Regions from separate parts of the Homo sapiens genome. Here region 1 is linked to region 2. Evidence: chromatin loops called from intact Hi-C (ENCODE). Cell type or tissue: PC-9. All regions are shown on one strand.

The links. Hi-C counts contacts between places; a loop is a spot of excess contacts. Peaks named below come from ENCODE experiments on the same cell type or tissue, not always from the same donor. Only the 100,000 strongest peaks of a DNase experiment are listed, where the experiment ranks them.
Region 1: it touches region 2 in a loop (10-fold over the local background); 2 of 110 quality-filtered maps call a loop at or near these places.

Annotation. Positions count from the first base shown.
Region 1 is chr1:1,021,273-1,029,272 of GRCh38, forward strand. It overlaps AGRN (agrin), which reads left to right. Exons shown (of 36, transcript NM_198576.4): 2 at 929-1,190. Among named protein-coding and RNA genes, the nearest start is that of AGRN, 5.2 kb to the left of the region's middle. RefSeq lists enhancers at 120-1,319, 2,504-3,480, 3,481-4,456. In PC-9, no CTCF peak of the experiment used is centred here; DNase peaks (open chromatin) are centred at 389, 749 and 3,569; H3K4me3 peaks cover 1,871 bases; H3K27ac peaks cover 2,657 bases.
Region 2 is chr1:1,161,071-1,169,070 of GRCh38, forward strand. It overlaps MIR200BHG (MIR200B, MIR200A and MIR429 host gene), which reads left to right and starts at 1,807. Exons shown (of 2, transcript XR_007065348.1): 1 at 1,807-2,188; 2 at 2,565-8,000. MIR200B (microRNA 200b) reads left to right here and starts at 6,034; the gene lies at 6,034-6,128. MIR200A (microRNA 200a) reads left to right here and starts at 6,793; the gene lies at 6,793-6,882. It overlaps MIR429 (microRNA 429), which reads left to right and starts at 7,935; the gene lies at 7,935-8,000. It also overlaps LOC124903820. In PC-9, no CTCF peak of the experiment used is centred here; DNase peaks (open chromatin) are centred at 1,801 and 3,791; H3K4me3 peaks cover 4,319 bases; H3K27ac peaks cover 4,193 bases.

The DNA.
Region 1 (8,000 bases), 140 kb before region 2:
CTGCTCCTGGGTGTGGCTGGGGTGGGGGAAGGCGATGAAAGCCACCAGGCCCTCCCCCTGCCTGGGTCATCTGCCTCCTGGAGCCTACTGTTGGGGGGCGTGGAAGAGGCTCTGCCTGCGCAACTGGAGGGGGTCCCTGCGGATGCCGCAGTCCTGAGGCTCCCAGCAGGGGCTGCGCAGTGGACAGGCCAACCATTGTCTCTCCCCCCATCCGGCAGCCCCAGCCCCCCAGATCTGAGGAAGGGGCTGCTTCTCCCGGCTTTGTTCTCAGGGGAGTGCGTGAGTGCGTGGGTCCCTGTCCCCGTGAGGGCCGCCAGGTCGGCTGTAGCCTTTACCACAGGCCACCGTCAGAGCAGCTGCCCTCAGGGCCCCAGGAGCTGAGAAGGTGGAGGGTGGGGCACCCTGCACTGCCCAAACTTGATTTCGTGGTTCACAGGCTGCCCTGAGTGCACAGACTGTAGAAGCCCGAGGAAGGGGCGTCTCAGCCCAGCCACAGGGCCAAGCTGGCCCCTTACCCCAACGCCCCATCCCCCTCCTCCACTGCCCAAGCTTGCTGGGAGGTGGGCCCTGAGCACTGGGCAGGTGGGGAGAAGTGTGGAAGGCAGGCACCCCAAGCCAGGTGGGCCCCCTTCCCAAATTCGGCCTTAGCTGATAGGGACGTTATTGGAGCTGGGGTGGCTGAAGTTGGTTAGACCTGGGGGAGGGGATGTGTTCACAGGTGACGCATCTCTGAGCGTTCCCGCATGGGCTGTGGTGGCCAGTGTGGGCTTCCCCCAGCTTCCGCCCAGCGGGCTGACTCAGAGGTCTCCCCACATCTCTGCCCAGGGCTTGAGTCTACTGTGGACATTTGCCCTAAACACCTAAAGCCCCCAGTCTAGCCCCTTCCCCAGGAGAGGACTAATGACACCTACCGCCATGTCCACCCCAGGTTCGGGTCTGGCGGTACTTGAAGGGCAAAGACCTGGTGGCCCGGGAGAGCCTGCTGGACGGCGGCAACAAGGTGGTGATCAGCGGCTTTGGAGACCCCCTCATCTGTGACAACCAGGTGTCCACTGGGGACACCAGGATCTTCTTTGTGAACCCTGCACCCCCATACCTGTGGCCAGCCCACAAGAACGAGCTGATGCTCAACTCCAGCCTCATGCGGATCACCCTGCGGAACCTGGAGGAGGTGGAGTTCTGTGTGGAAGGTGCGTGGTGGGGGGCTCGTGTGGGGGCCTGTGGGGGTCAGGGCAGTGGCCAAGGGGGACAGGTTGCAGGGGTCGCTGTGCGGGGTCCTTTCGTGCTGTGCCGGAGGCTGCAGCACACGGTGTCTTGTGGTCCAACCTCATTCTCTGCTTCTCCGTCCCTGGCTCCCCAGCTGCATCTCCAAGCCCTCACATTAGACATCTTTGGCCCTGGGGCCCAAGGCAAGTCCCAGCCCTGCAAACAGATGGCCTCCTGCCTCCTCCCCTCCTCCCAGCTCTCCATACTTCCTTCTGGAGGCCCCTTCTAGGGAGAAGCTGGACAGGTGAATGTCCCCAGCTGTTCAAGCCCCTGTGTTAGCCCAGACCTCCGTCTAGACGGGCCCGCGTGTCGAGCACTCCTCGCCGTGGAGATCGGGCGGGAGGGCGAGGCTGTGCGGCGAGGGCTTCTGCGGATGTGGAGGGTGTGGCATTTGCCATCGTGAGGTCTTGCTTGCTGTTCCCATGGCTCTGCCGAAGGGCCGAGGAGTGGCCCTCCCTGACCCCAGCCTGGTGGGGGCAGAAATCCCATGGCAGCCCCCGCAGGACAAGTCCCAGTTGGGGACTGAGATCGTTGGCTGGGGAATGTGGCAGGGAAAATATAGGAGGTCCCTGTCGCCCCCACATCCTGTCTGCTCCCTCATGGCTGCCTGGGAAGGGATGTGTCGGTGGGGGGGTCTGGAGAGTGCTTCCTCCTCAAGGCAACGGTAAGGGTCCTGACTTCCCGTCTCTCCGATCTGCTCCGTTGGCCGGCAGGAAACTTTGCTGCCCTGACACTAGCCTGGCTCTTGAGGGGTCCTTGTGGGGTCCTGGACTGTCCACTGCTCTTGCCTTCTCTGTGCATGCCTGGGGGCTATGCAGGGGGAGGGGCAGCACCCAAAATAAGGAACGCTGCGGCCTTTTCCCCAGCCTGTGGTCAGTGGTCCCCAAGCTGCCTTCAGGGTCCAGGGCCTCAGTGCAGCACAGAGGAGGGTCCCCTGGGTCCCCCACTGGGAGGACATGATAACCTTGGTCCTCTTCTGGGCACTCATGGTCTGGGGAAAAGATGGGGGCATCGTGGACTCAGGATAGGCTGTCAGGAGCTGAGGAGGGGCTGGAGAAGGGGGTTAGGGCGAGGAGAGGTTCCTGTCCCTGCAAGATCAGGAGAGGGGGTCACTAACCCCACAGCCAGGTGGGTCCAGCCCGAGAGTCCGTGACTTAGTAGCTGAGGACTTGCTCTAGGGTCAGAGGGCACATGGCAGGAGAGTCACCCCGGCTGAACGAGGCTCTGCATCTTACCGAAGCCGCTCTACGGGTGCCAGGCACTGGCTCTGGAGCGAGTGCCCAGGCGGAGCAGAGCGCTGGGAGGAGGGTCCGTGGGGAGCCCCTGCCAGGTGGGTGTGGCTTAGCCCAGCTGTGGGCAGTCGCACTCAGGGACGAGCTCCAGGTGGGGAGCCTGGGACCCACAGCCAGTATGCAGCTTGGGGAGCACCCGGGAGGGGCTGTGGCCACCGGACCCCCTGGGGTGGGGCTGGCCAGGGGAGGGTTAGCCAGGGAGGACTGTCATGGGAGGGGCCTTGCAGGTGAGCCAGGGGCCAAGGGGAGCCTCAGGAGGGAAACAGCATGAGGAGTGGGGGAGCCCAGGAGCTTCCGGTGGGACATGTGGAGCTCTGCTGTGGAAGTAGACCAGGGATATCTCGGGTGGCTGGGGTCCCTGGCTGCCGGGACAGGGTAAATGCCTCCCAGAAGCCTGGGGTGAGCCCTGAGGGACAAGGTCTCTGGAGCCAGTCTGGCTGGAGAAGGGACAATTCTGTGTGCCCACCCCTCCCCTCACACTGGGTGGTGTGGGAGGTGGGTCCATCTCCTGCTCTGTAGGAGATAAGGACATTGAACCCCACCCTGGGCCCTCTGGTAGCCAAGGCCTCACCCTAGTGAGGGGGATGGATGGAGGGAGCTTGAGCCTAGCTGACCTCTCCCCATCTGACTCCGACCCCACCTCCCAGGGCACAGGATGGCGTCTGGGCAGCCCCTAGTCTTCAGAAGCTACCCCTGAGACCACAGGGTCCCACCTTGTATGGGAACCCCATCCTGGAGACAAAGGCCCCTCCGAGCTCCCCAGGTCGGGGAGGGCCACGCCCCTCACCACCCCTGCCCGGACACCGCCTGAGGTGCACCTGCTGCTGGGCCACACCTGGACTCAGCTCTACTGAGGACTTCCTTTCCTCAGTTTCTCACCTGGCCCTGCCAGATCTTCCTGGCCCTGCCCAGCCAAGGCCCCTCCCCCAGTCAACAACCCTCAGAAAGGCTCCTCCCCCCTTCTCTGCCTAGGGAGCCACATTCCTGGCATAACTAAGACAGGTATGTGTCCCTCCCTCTGCGCCACCTTTGGGCGGGGGAGGCCCGCTGCTCCCTCCGGAAGGAGACCCCCGCCCCTGCTTTGTCAGGGAAGTGGCCTGGCCTCCGCAGTGCCAGCTGCCCAGGGCTGGCGGCTGAGCGGGCGACTCCTCCGGCCCTCGCCACCCTGTCCTGTCTGGGCACTGCCCATGCCCTCCCAGCCCACCTCACAAAGGCTGGTCCTAGAGCCTCCCTGAAGCCCCCAGGAGGGACTCCTGGCTGAGGGCCGGCCAGGCCGCCCGGGGCCCATCCCTCCCTGCTAGGAGCCAGGAGCAGAGAAAGGGAGTGTTGTCTGCCCCTGCCGGGGCCTGGCACAGGGACAGGGCAGGGGGCCAGGGTCAGAGTGAGTCTGGCGCCTTCCCAGCCCGGCCCTGCCCAGCTCTGAAGCCCGGGGTCCCGGCGGCCTAGTCCCGGGCCCGCCTGTATTCCGGCGTGTGCACCCTCCCTTCCTCCCTGCCTGGCCAGCTGCCTAGGCCTCAGGACGGCAGTCCTAGGGGAAGCCCAGAGTCCCACGGCACCGGGGACAGCATCGGTGCTGGGGTTGAGGGGCCCGACAGCCCCAGACCAGGCTCCCCTCAGTGTGGGGCAGTCTAGGAGTTGGGGGAGGTTTCTGGGATGCAGGAGGACCTCCCATAGGGCTGGGGCCAGCCCCCTCTCCTGCCCAGGGCTCAGCTCCTGCCCCCAACTCCTCCGCATTCCTGCCACCCTCTCCTGCCCCCTCCTGACTCCAGGTTCTCATCCTGCCCCCTGGTTCCCCCACCCCCACCCCATGAGCCCCTCTCTGGCCCTCCCCCAGGCAGGTCTGGGCTCGAGGCTGCTGCCCCAATCTCCCTCCTGCAGCTGGGAGGGGGTCTGCCGGGTGGGAGGGCGGAGGGCCTACCTCTGTCCCTCCCCACTCACCTCTGTGTCTCCCCACCCAGGGGCTCCTGGTAGGAAGTTGGGGCCCCACCTCTGTTTCTCCTGGAGCTGGGAGGGGGGTCTGCCGGGTGAAGGGCCCACCTCTGTCCATCCCAACCCCGGGGCTCCTGGTGGGAAGTCGGGGCTCGGTGCTTCCCGCCTGCGTGAATGGACTTGTCCCGTCTTTGACTTCTCCTGGGCTTGCCCCTGCCTTGGCCTGGGGGGGGGCTTTGCTGGCTGAAACCAAAGGGAGTGAGGTGGTGGGAGGGGTAGGGGAATCGGGTTGGTCAGTTCTGTGGAGATGACCTCTTTGAGAGGGCCGGGCTGAGCTGGTGGAAGGAACTCTTGGCTTTTTCCAGACCCCACCCCACTCCCTCACTCCCCACCCAGAGAACAGCCCTGGCTCCATTGTTCCTGCAGACTAGAGAGGGAAGGTTGTTTTGGAACTGGGCTCGCTCCCGCTTGTCCACACTGGCCGCTCTGGTGGGGCCTCTGTGGGTGGTGGTGGGGATGGCACCTGCTGCAGCCTCCAGGCCAAGGTAGGGGAGAAGGAGGTTAGGGTGAGGACAGGTTCCTGTCCCTGCAAGATCAGGAGAGGGAATCATTAGCCCCACAGCCTGCAGAAGGCGGGATGGGGCTGCTCCAGGGAAGGGGGTGCCCGTGCCTCGGGGCCACAGGTCCGGCCAGAGGTCATTCCAGCCAGGCCCATGCAGCTTCCTTCCTGAAGGGCTGACTCTGCCCCCATCACTGCAGGAGGGTGGAAAACAACTGCAGAAGCAGACGCCCCACGCCCAGGGCTTTGCTTCCACCTGTGGGACCCAGGTCCACAGCCCCACCAGCGGCCTGGGTGGGGCAGGAACGGACCCCCTCCCTGCAGTCCTGGTTCTGGCACCCCCTCCCCACTTGGACTGGGCTCCCCAGGGCCCCCGAAGCCCAGCGGGGCTGGGGCTGCAGACGGAAACACCGTGGTGGCCTGCCCACCTCAGGATGGAACCCCGGGGTCCCAGGAGGTGCCTGCCCCTCAGAGATGAGAAAAAGGAAGTGCAGGGCTGAGATATCACCCCATGGACAGTCGCCCGCTGGAGGAGGAGGCTCTGTACCCCTGCACCTCCTGCCTGCTGGGTGAGCTGCTGGGAGCTGCACTGGGGCTCAGAGCAGTCCTGTGCGCCCCTCAGGCTGTGGCAAGATTGTGGCTGGGATCTAGGGAATGAGGCAGGTCTCTAGCGGAGCCTGCAGCACTGAGGGAAGCCCCCCCGAAGGGGCCTCTCCCCCCAGCACAGATCCTGGGAACTTCCTCTGAGGAAGGCCCCCTGCCAGGGGCAGCTCACAGCAGGACCTGGGAAAGGGAGACGGCCCCTCCCAGCCCCCTCCTCCTGCAGTCCCCCCACGGAGCAGAGGCGTGGGAGAAGGGGCGTGCTGTGTCCTACAGGCAGCCGGCTGTTTCCAGCTGTGTGGCCTGCGTGTGTGCATGTGTTTGTGTGTGTGTGTACACGCATGTGTGTGCACGTGCCTGCAGCCTCAGATGTACCAGCCTGTGCACTTCAGAATTCTGCCTGGAGCCTCCACTAGTGGGCCATGGTTCTTACCACCCTATGTCCCTGGGTTCAGCCCGGGCTGGTGCTGCAGGTGTGAGGCTGGTGGTGGGTGACCCTGGCCTGTCCAGGGGGCCTCGGAGCTGGGCTCTTCCTCTGTCCTCGTGCACGTGTCTCGCCTCAGCTTGCTGTTGGTTGTCCACTCTCCTGCCCCCTGCTCACTGCGTCCAGCACGCTGCCCCGTGTCTGGCAAAGGGCCCAGGACCTTCTGCAGGTGCTGCCTCTGAGATGACCAGTGTGGTTTCTGAAGGTTTGAGATGAAGGCATGCTGGGTCCCTTGGGGCGGCAGTGAGGACAGGAGAGGGTCCTGGGTCACAGTCCCTCACATGCCTGCGGGACCTCGAGACTGACACAGATGCCCACCCCTGCCCAGATGGGACTCTGTCTGGGGGCAGCAGGGCAGTCTGGGAGTCAGACCAGGCCTGGTCAGGGTGGGAGCGGGGGTCTGTCGCTGGCCTGAGCCTCCCTGCCCCGCCGTTTGGCAGCCACCTTGGCCACCCTCACACTGGGCCCTAGGAGAAGCAAGCCCCTGCGTGTCCGCAGGTGGGAGGCTCCCACGCACCCCCCGCTGGAGAAGCACAAGCACAAACACCGGCCCACGGCCGCCCCGGCCCACAGCAGCTGGTGGGGAGGGGCTGTGCCCCCTTCTCTCCCCAGGGGAGGCTGGGGTGTGAGCAGGGCTCACCATGACCTTCACTGATTTCATCATCAGTGCCTTCCCCATTCACACACTCACGGTTGGCACCTCCACGGGGCTTCCCAGGGAAGCCGGGAAGGAGCTGTGCATTGAGGGGTGAAAGCCCGTGCAGAGAACCGTGGGAGAAAGAGGCTGTGGACACGGGGCGGAAGAGAGGGCTGGGGCGCAGTCGTCAGCTGCCGTGACCCCACAGCTGGGAGCAAGCTGATTCCTGCCTCGGAGCTGCCGTCTCCCCTGCTGGCCGTTCTCTCTCCCGTGGGGAAACGCCCCCCCCCCCCCCCCGCCCTGCACCTGGCTGGCGGCACCTGTGGGCACTGACCACTCCACGCCAGCTGTTTTCCTTGGTTGGGGTTGGGGGCACCGAGCGTTTGGGTGGACCGGAAGTCAGCGTCTGCATTCGAGCCTGTGTGCGGTGCATGGGCCAAGGGCGCCCACACCCACGCCACCCTTTCCGAAGGAACCGAGCCCCAGCCCCTCATGGGCCAAGGGCACCCACAGCCACGCCACCCTTTCCGAAGGAACCGAGCCCCAGCCCCTCGTGGGCCAAGGGCGCCCACAGCCACGCCACCCTCTCCCAAGGAACCGAGCCCCAGCCCCTCGTGGGCCAAGGGCGCCCACAGCCACGCCACCCTCTCCCAAGGAACCGAGCCCCAGCCCCTCGTGGGCCAAGGGCGCCCACACCCACGCCACCCTCTCCGAAGGAACCGAGCCCCAGCCCCTCGTGGGCCAAGGGCGCCCACACCCACGCCACCCTTTCCGAAGGAACCGAGCCCCAGCCCCTCGTGGGCCAAGGGCGCCCACAGCCACGCCACCCTTTCCGAAGGAACCGAGCCCCAGCCCCTCGTGGGCCAAGGGCGCCCACACCCACGCCACCCTTTCCGAAGGAACCGAGCCCCAGCCCCTCGTGGGCCAAGGGCGCCCACAGCCACGCCACCCTCTCCCAAGGAACCGAGCCCCAGCCCCTCGTGGGCCAAGGGCGCCCACACCCACGCCACCCTCTCCCAAGGAACCGAGCCCCAGCCCCTCGTGGGCCAAGGGCGCCCACAGCCACGCCACCCTTTCCGAAGGAACCGAGCCCCAGCCCCTCTGGGGCCTGCCAATTGCCAGAGAGCCCCAGTGCTCCACCCACTCCAGGCCCCAACCCCCACCTTCTGAGGGCAGGATAAGTACCTGCGGGTGCCCAACCAGAGTGTGCCTGTGTCCACACGGGAACATATG
Region 2 (8,000 bases):
CCCCCGGCTCTCCCTACTGCCCAGAGCCTCCGCCAGCACCCAGGGACCCACGTCCACCTCCCAGAGCGGCCCTGCCCAGGGTCCTTCCCTGCCCTCCACGATTCTCCGTGGCCCTTGGAGAAAGAGCAGCTTCTCCCCAGGCTCTGCCCCCAGCCCTTCCACCCCAGAGCCTCTGCCCAGACGTCCCGTCCCATCCCGGGGGGCTGTCACGCTTCCGCCCCACCTCTCGCCCATTCCCGGACAGTCACAGCCGTGGAACAACGCAGCGTGTGGACACAGCCCCAGGGAAGCTTGACTCTGCCTGGTCCCCATGGCGTGCGGTGGCTCACCAGCCGCCCCCATCGCTCCATGAAATCTGACTACACCTGTCCCAAAAATCAACCAGCTCCCAGGCAGGTCCCGCCGTGCAGGGGGCCAAGGGCCACACCTGGGACCAGTGAGTGAGGCGGCGTGCGGGTAGTGGGGGTGTGAGCCCGAGACGGGGGTCCAGCCTTCTCCCACTTGGATGCCAACAGCAGACTCTGGATTTGGAGGTGTGGGCGGTGCCTTAGTCTCCCCAGAAGACAAGAGCCCACCCGCCGGGTGTGTCCTGACCCCACCCCCACCTGCCCCACACAGACACCTGAGTGGGCATCAGAGTGGGCCGGGCCCTGACTGTCCGGGGGAGGGACTGTTGGGGCAAGGGCAGTGGGTCAGAGGTCACCGGTGCCCCCAGGACCAGTTTCCAGCGAGAAGAGAGCCAGGAGCCCCGGGCACAGGCCCACGGTGATGAGGCTCCTGACCGAGCTCCCAGAGCTCATTATGGAAAACCGTGGGGTCCGCTGGGACCTCTCTGCTGGTCGGGCTAATTACAGACCGTTTGTCGTTTCATTATGGGCTCTTCCTCTGGGAGATGCGAGAAGCAAACACTTTGCCATGGGAGGGGCGCTTCCCGGACCGGGCGGGGGCCCTGCCCTCCCCACCCCCAGACCCCTGGTCCCCCAGGCCTTCCAAGCTCCCAAAGAAAACTTGAACCCCCACTCCAGGGGCTCCAAAGTAACCTCCAGAGCCCAGATGGGGATGTTCCGGGAGCTGCTGGGGCCTCTCAGCTGTCCCTGCCTCGCAGGGAGGCTCAGGAAGGCACCCACACCCCTCCCTCATTCCCCCAGCTGTGGGTCTGTGGGGTCTCGGAGCCTCTTGCCCATTGGGGTGGGACTGGGGGCACGTAGCTCCTCCGAGCCCCTGGCGAGGAGACCGATCCTGAGACCCACCTGGGCCTACGGGGGGTCCCTTCATTGCTCCAAAATTAAGGGCTGCGGGCCTGGAGCAAAGACAGGCAGGTATGGCCCCTGCCCTCTGTCCATGAGAGGCCTCAGCCCCATGGGACAGGGCACCACCGCTGCAGGGAGGCGGCGGGCAGGTTGTGACCCCTCACCCTGGGGCCACCCTACCCGCTTCTAAGGCAGCCTGGGAAGGAGCCCTGCGGAGCTGGGGGGTGGGGAGGCAGAGGTGGAGAGGCGAGAGTTGCCCGCGGCTGCCCCTACCCCTGCCCATGTCGCCCACACTCCACACGGGCCCCACAGAAGCCTTCCCATCCTGGCTTTTGTTCAACCTCGGTGGGCGGCAAGGTGGGGGCGGGACGGAGTCTGCGGGGCCTGCGGGGCCCGGGCCTGCGTCACCGTCACTGGCCCGCCTCCCGCCCGGCCTATGGGAGCCCAGGGGACACACCTGTCGGGGGCCAGGAGCGGAGATTGGCCAGCGGGAGCTCGCACCTGTGTGGGGCGGGGAGCACTGCTCCTTGTAAGGCGAGCCCCCGCCGAGCCGGCTCTTCCCTCCCGAGGCCCCCACCTCGCCACCGCCTCCCATTGTCCCGTCGCCCTCGAAACTCTCCCAGAGACGGGCGAGTTGTCCACCTGTGCAGGTCTGAACTGACTTCCTGTGCCAGGGCCTCGCCTGAGCGGGGGCAGGAAGCTCACCCTTGCAGGTCTCCCCGCGCCAACGGACGCCCTGAGGCCTGACCCTGGCTGAGGCAGAGCACCCAGCTCCGTGGACCGGGACGGACGGGCTCAGGTGCCCCCCATTCCTTCCGAAGCCGGTTCACACCCACCCGGGCCTGGCACAGGGGAGGCGCTGGCTGCAGGGTCGGGGCGGGAGCAGCCTCAACCCGGCTCCTGGGCCGCGGCCGCAGCAGTGGAACCTGTCGGGGCAGGTAAGGGCGGGCAGCGGGGAGGCTGAGGCGCAGGGGGAGGCGGCTCCCTGCAGGGGGGCCCTCGCCAGCCCCCGCCGTGGCCGACGTGGGGCAGGGGCGCAGGTGACAGATGGGCTGTCGCCAGCCTGGCCAGCGTCCAGGGGAGCTCCGGTCACTGCAGACACAGGCTGGAGCGGGTCCTTCCCCCCCCCAGGGAAAGGTGGGCCCCTGCGCAGATGCGGCTGGGTTTCGGGTGTGGAGCCATCTTGGACCCACGGGCTGCGTCTTCCGGGCACGGGCACAGTGTGTGGGCTCCAGGCATGGGGTGCCCTCAGGGCAGGGCCTGGGCAGAGGGCAGGCTCCGAGAGGGGTCACGTTCTTGCCGCCTACCTGACAGCAGGCCTTCTAGAAAGTTCTCTCCAGAAGCAGCCACCGCCGTCCTGAGGCACTTTGTGCGGAGACGGGAAGCTGTCGCCTCAGAGGTGGGTGCGTAGAAGGGTTTGGCCGGGTGCGAGGATGACCGCGTCTCCCTTGGGCTCTGGAGTCTGCGGTGGGAAGGGCTTGGTTTCAGCACCCTCTGGTCAGAGGCCGGCCGAGCCCATGGGCGGTGAGGTTGGTGCCTGGGGTCGTGGCTGGTCTGGTACAGGTGGGGCTCAGCCCGGAGAAGCTGGAGCCGGTTCCCAGGCCCCGCGCTATGACTGGGGTGGGGGCAACGTCTCTCGTGAGGTTTTTTACTTAAATGTGAAACGGCTCAGTACGGTGGCCGCAGCCGGGAACAAGGTCCGACCCACCGAGGCCCAGCCTTGAACTTGCCGCGGGGGCACCTGAACACGGTTTTACAGCCCGGATCACTGGCTTTCTTGAAGTTTGGGAACTGATTGATCATGGTGGCGGGAGGTAAGGTTCATTGTTCTTGATGAACAAAATTCTTAGGGCGTGAAGAGCCGATGCTTTAATTAACCCCCCGGGAGCGTCTCAGGCCTCCCCCCGGGAGCGTCTCAGGCCCCGTTTACGCTGAGTGTCTGGGGAAAGACGTGGTTTGGTTTTGTTTTTCTAGTAACCCAGATGAAATGTTTAAAAGCATGGTTGGCAGCACATTGAATTTGGCAAAATTAAGGTTTGCATTTGTGAAAATGCGGATGCAGTTTGCGGTTCTTTTCAGACATTTTGGTAATTTGCAAATACTTATTTGCGAAACGAGTTTGTCAGAACATTTTTTAGTATCTAGAGGAAGATGAGATGGGCCGAGGAGGTCGCGCACCCCTGGATCCCTGGAGGAGCTGGTGTGTTCTCTGTGGGGCGGGTGGACGTGGCCCGGACACACGGGCCGTGCTCACAGCCGGCCTGCGAGGGCTGCAAATCCACGCCCGCCGTGTGGGTGAAATGGCGGCTTTGCCTCCCAGACGCGTAGCTCCGGCGACGCAGAGGGAAGAACCTGAGTGCCCGCCAGGCCGAGCTCCGCACCCCACCCCCCGGCAGCCTCTGACTCCCGGCTCGGCTCCCGCGGTCGGGGAGGGTTGGATTTCACACTTTGTTCTCGAGGCCGCACCATTGATTAAGCCCGTCGGGCAGGTTAACCAACAAGTTAGGTTTTCACGCCGGGATCACATTCCTCGCCGGGCGCTCCCACCCCACCCCAGCCTGTGCAGGTGGGACCCGGCCAGGCAGGCGGGCAGGGCGGCCAGGTGCGCCGAGGGGCGCCTCCACGGGGAGTGTGCTCCGCAGAGAACCCCTTGCTGGGGCGGCTCTGGGCCTCCTGACTCACTCCTGGATTTTCCCAAGCTGAGTCTGGCCCCGCGGTGATGATTAACCCAACACCTCAACCGGCACCGCCACGCTAGCTCCACTTCCCGGCGACGGTTGACAAGAAAGCGCCGCGTGGGGCTCTCGGAAAACAGGGAAGGTCCGTTTTCGCTTTTCATTTCTTGACCTGTGGCCACGGTAAGACTCGGCCGCCTGCCCACCCGACTCCTTGCCCCTCACCCCTGTGCCAGGCACAAGGCCCTGCGAAATCCTTGGTCCCCCAGCTGAGCCTGCCGGCCCAGGCCACCATCTCCCCACCCAGCCCTGGAGCCAGGGTCGGCCTCTCCTGCTAGCTGCTCGTTGGCTTTACAGCTTCTGCACTCAGGAGGCGCCTGGGAATCCTGCCCTGGAACTTAGGAAGGAGGCTTCTCCCACCTGCCTGCCACACGGGTCTGTCCCTGGGTCCCAGCCTCTGCCGTGTGCCCCTCAGCCTCCCGGGTGAGAACGCAATGACTGATGAGCCTGGGGTGGCCAGGCCAGCTCTGGCCCTGTGGGGTTCCTGAGAAGGCTGGCCCTGGGTGGCCAAGGGCCTGGGGACACTGGCCCCGGGCCCTGAACCTGGCAGTGGGAGGCCGGCCCGTCCGCCGGGTGGGCTGGGAACTGTGTTTGGCCCCAGCTGCAAGGGACGAGTGCCGGGCACCTGCTGCCCTCCCCACGTGACCTGGCAGCCAGGAATGGAGCTGAAATTCAACTCTGCTCTGAACGGGAAGTCTTAGTTTCCTTTAGCTCAGAAAACAGGTGAAATTGTGTTCCTGAAGCACTGATTTGATGGGATTTGATGGCATTGGTGGCGAAGGCCTGTGAGGTGATGGAAAGGGAAAGCCGGGTGCCCTGGAGCCTGACAGGCTGGGGCCAGGGCAGGGGACCTGGTGTGGGGTCTCCGGAGAGGGTCCAGGCGTGAGGGAAGCTGGGTCAGGACCTCGGAGACGTGGCCTTTGGAGGAGGAGACTGGAACCGGGTGGACCCGGCAGCAGGCGGGGGCGGGCGGACACGACCTTTGTTGTGGTCGGCGGGCAGACAGGGGAATCGGCACAGGGCCTGCGCCCCACCTACAGCCTCTGTGGGTGGAAGGTGCCAGAAAACTTGAAGAGTGGCTCTGGCCAGCTCTCTGGGCCCAGTTGGCACCAGGTGGTTGCAGAGAAAGGGTGGGAAGGAGGACAGGAAGGACGGCGTGTCCAGCGGGCGGGGAGCCTTGGTCTGGCCTGAGGGCTGAACCTCCCTCGGGTCCTGAGTGTGCCTGGAGTAGAAGCCTAGGGTCTCTGGGCTCCAGGCAGGGCCCTGAGCAAGGAGGGGCCACAGGGCTGCCCACTTCCTCCTGCCCCCCTGCAGAGGCGGCTCAGCCCTCGCGGCGTCTGAGGCTTGACTGCCTGTGTCTGTGTTTGTGGCCGGTCTGCCTCTGTGCCTGGGTCAGACCCCAGACCAGCAGACACACAAACCGCAGGGACGGCTGGGCAGGGTCAGGAGCCTGCCCCGCCCGCACCCCCACCCACACCCCCACCCCCACCCCCGCCTGCACCCCCTGCCCTCAGACGCTGTGCAGTGAGCGGGGCAGCATGGGAGAGGGGTCTCCAGGTGGCGGGGACCGTTCTGTCTCGAGAGCCTCGCAGACACCGGGCCTTTGAGAAGAGAAGGGGCTGGGCAGGGAAGCAGCTCCTGGAACACCATCCTGGAGACAGAGGCCCTTGTCCCCTGCCTCAGACAAGGCAGCACGTGGGGCCCGGGGGGCTGGGGCTGCTGTCCAGGCCTTCCTATGGGACCACCCAGAGGGAAGGTCCCCCGCAGAGGGGTGGGGGCAGAGGGCCGAGCGGGGCGGGCAGAGGGCCCGTGTCAGCCCCACTCCGACCTAGTCCTCGGCCGTCTGGCCAGGACACTTCGGCCCCCCAGGTGCCCACCCCAGGACCCAAAGCTGGTGGCTGCTGGACTCGGCAGGGCTGGCGGGTGGGGCTCACCCGGGCCCCTGCCCTCCGGCGATGCTGTCCTCAGTGCCCCAGGAGGACGAGGCCCCCCAGCTACTGAGCTTCCCAGCGAGTCCCATGCAACCCTCAGCCGGGCGGCCCCCGGACCCAGCTCGGGCAGCCGTGGCCATCTTACTGGGCAGCATTGGATGGAGTCAGGTCTCTAATACTGCCTGGTAATGATGACGGCGGAGCCCTGCACGCAGCGACCGGCCGACCCCGTCCCGGCCCCCAGGGCCTCCCGCCGAGCCCCACACTCCCCTCCCACACAGCCCGCTCACCGGACCCCACCCCGTCCGGGCCAGATGGCTCTGGGGAGAGTGACGGGGGGACGTGACCTTCGGAAGGGGGCTGGGGCGCCCCCCACCAGCATCTCAGAGACCCCGGAATGCAAGGCCTCCTGCAGCTGCACCCAGGGCGCCCCACAGTGATCTGGGGATTAGGACGCTCAGGTGTCCGGGCCCTGCCCACAGCGCCTGGGCGGGAGCTGCTGTCACACCCAGCAGGTGCGGGCCGAGCAGGACCCAACAGAGGGCTCAGGAGGGCAAGGCCCAACCGGGAGCCACGTGGAACCCAGAGGAAGCCGCCCCACCCAGCTTGGCCACAGCCATCTTCCCTCCTGCCGGACAGGGTGGGCCGGCCACCGAGCAGACCAGTGCCCCCGCCTTGGTCCCGGGTCAGCAGCCCCAGGGTCCCCTTGCCCTGGAGGAAGCAGGGAGGGTGGGCCTGTGTGCAGTCTCAGGGCCCCCAAGCCCCTCTCCGCCAGCCCTGTCCGGTCCCGGCACCACCCCTGGCTGCTCACCGCTCCGGTTCTTCCCTGGGCTTCCACAGCAGCCCCTGCCTGCCTGGCGGGACCCCACGTCCCTCCCGGGCCCCTGTGAGCATCTTACCGGACAGTGCTGGATTTCCCAGCTTGACTCTAACACTGTCTGGTAACGATGTTCAAAGGTGACCCGCCGCTCGCCGGGGACACCACCGAGGCACATCCGGAGCTCCTACTCCAGGGATGGGCTGGGGCGGAGGGCCGAGCGGGGCCAGCAGACGGGTGAGGGCGGAGGGCCGAGCGGGGCCAGCAGACGGGTGAGGGCGGAGGGCCGAGCGGGGCCAGCAGACGGGTGAGGGCGGAGGGCTGAGCGGGCGGCAGAGGGCCTGTGTCAGCTCCGAAGTCCAGCCCCCAGGGGAGGGGCCGGCCTCTGCCGGGGGTGCCCCCGGGGTCACTCACGCCCAGGCTGGGTCTGACACCTTGAGGACCCCTTGGTGCCTCCACAGGTGGCCTGGAGGGCATCCTGCTCCCCCTCCCGGAGCCGCTGTGCCTCCCCCACCCAACCTCCCAGGCTGGGTTTTAGGGTGACCTGGCTCCAGGAAAGGCCATAGGGCTGGGATGCCAGGGCTGGAGAGGGAAGAGCAACAGTGGCCTCTCTCACGTGGTCCGGGCTCCGTGGAGGGTCTGCTGGGGGCGCAGGAAGGACAAGGTGGGTTCAGATTCCCGAGCCCCACCATGCAGGGGAGCGGGGACGCTCTGCGCTTGCCCTCTGAGGGACAAGGGGTCTCATTCCTTCCCCCAGTCAACAAGAACAGGAACTTTGTCCAAAACCCACCAGGCCAGGATGACCCATTGTTTCATCTTTTCCATCTGCAACCAGGGCGCCTGGGACCGCACCCCCACACAAGGCCCCAGCCTGGGGAGGGGGCAGCCACCGGGGAGAGGCTGCCCTTCACTGTTACTCATTAACCCGACCGAGCTTCAGGAAGCCAGCGAGGGGCTGCAGGGAACCTTTGCCAAGAGCAGGGCCTGGGTGACCAGGTGGCTCCCGGGTACCCCCACACAGCCAGGCTGGGCTGGGACCAGGTGCTGGGATGGGGGCTGTCAGGGAAGTGCCTCGGGGGCTCGTTCTGCAGACCCAGGAGGGATCAGGGCAGCTGCAGGAGGTGGCAGGAGCCGCCCCCGGGGCCTTCCCTTCACAGGCCCCGCAGACACCAGCCCAGGACCCGGAGGCCACCCACACCACCGCCGGCCGATGGGCGTCTTACCAGACATGGTTAGACCTGGCCCTCTGTCTAATACTGTCTGGTAA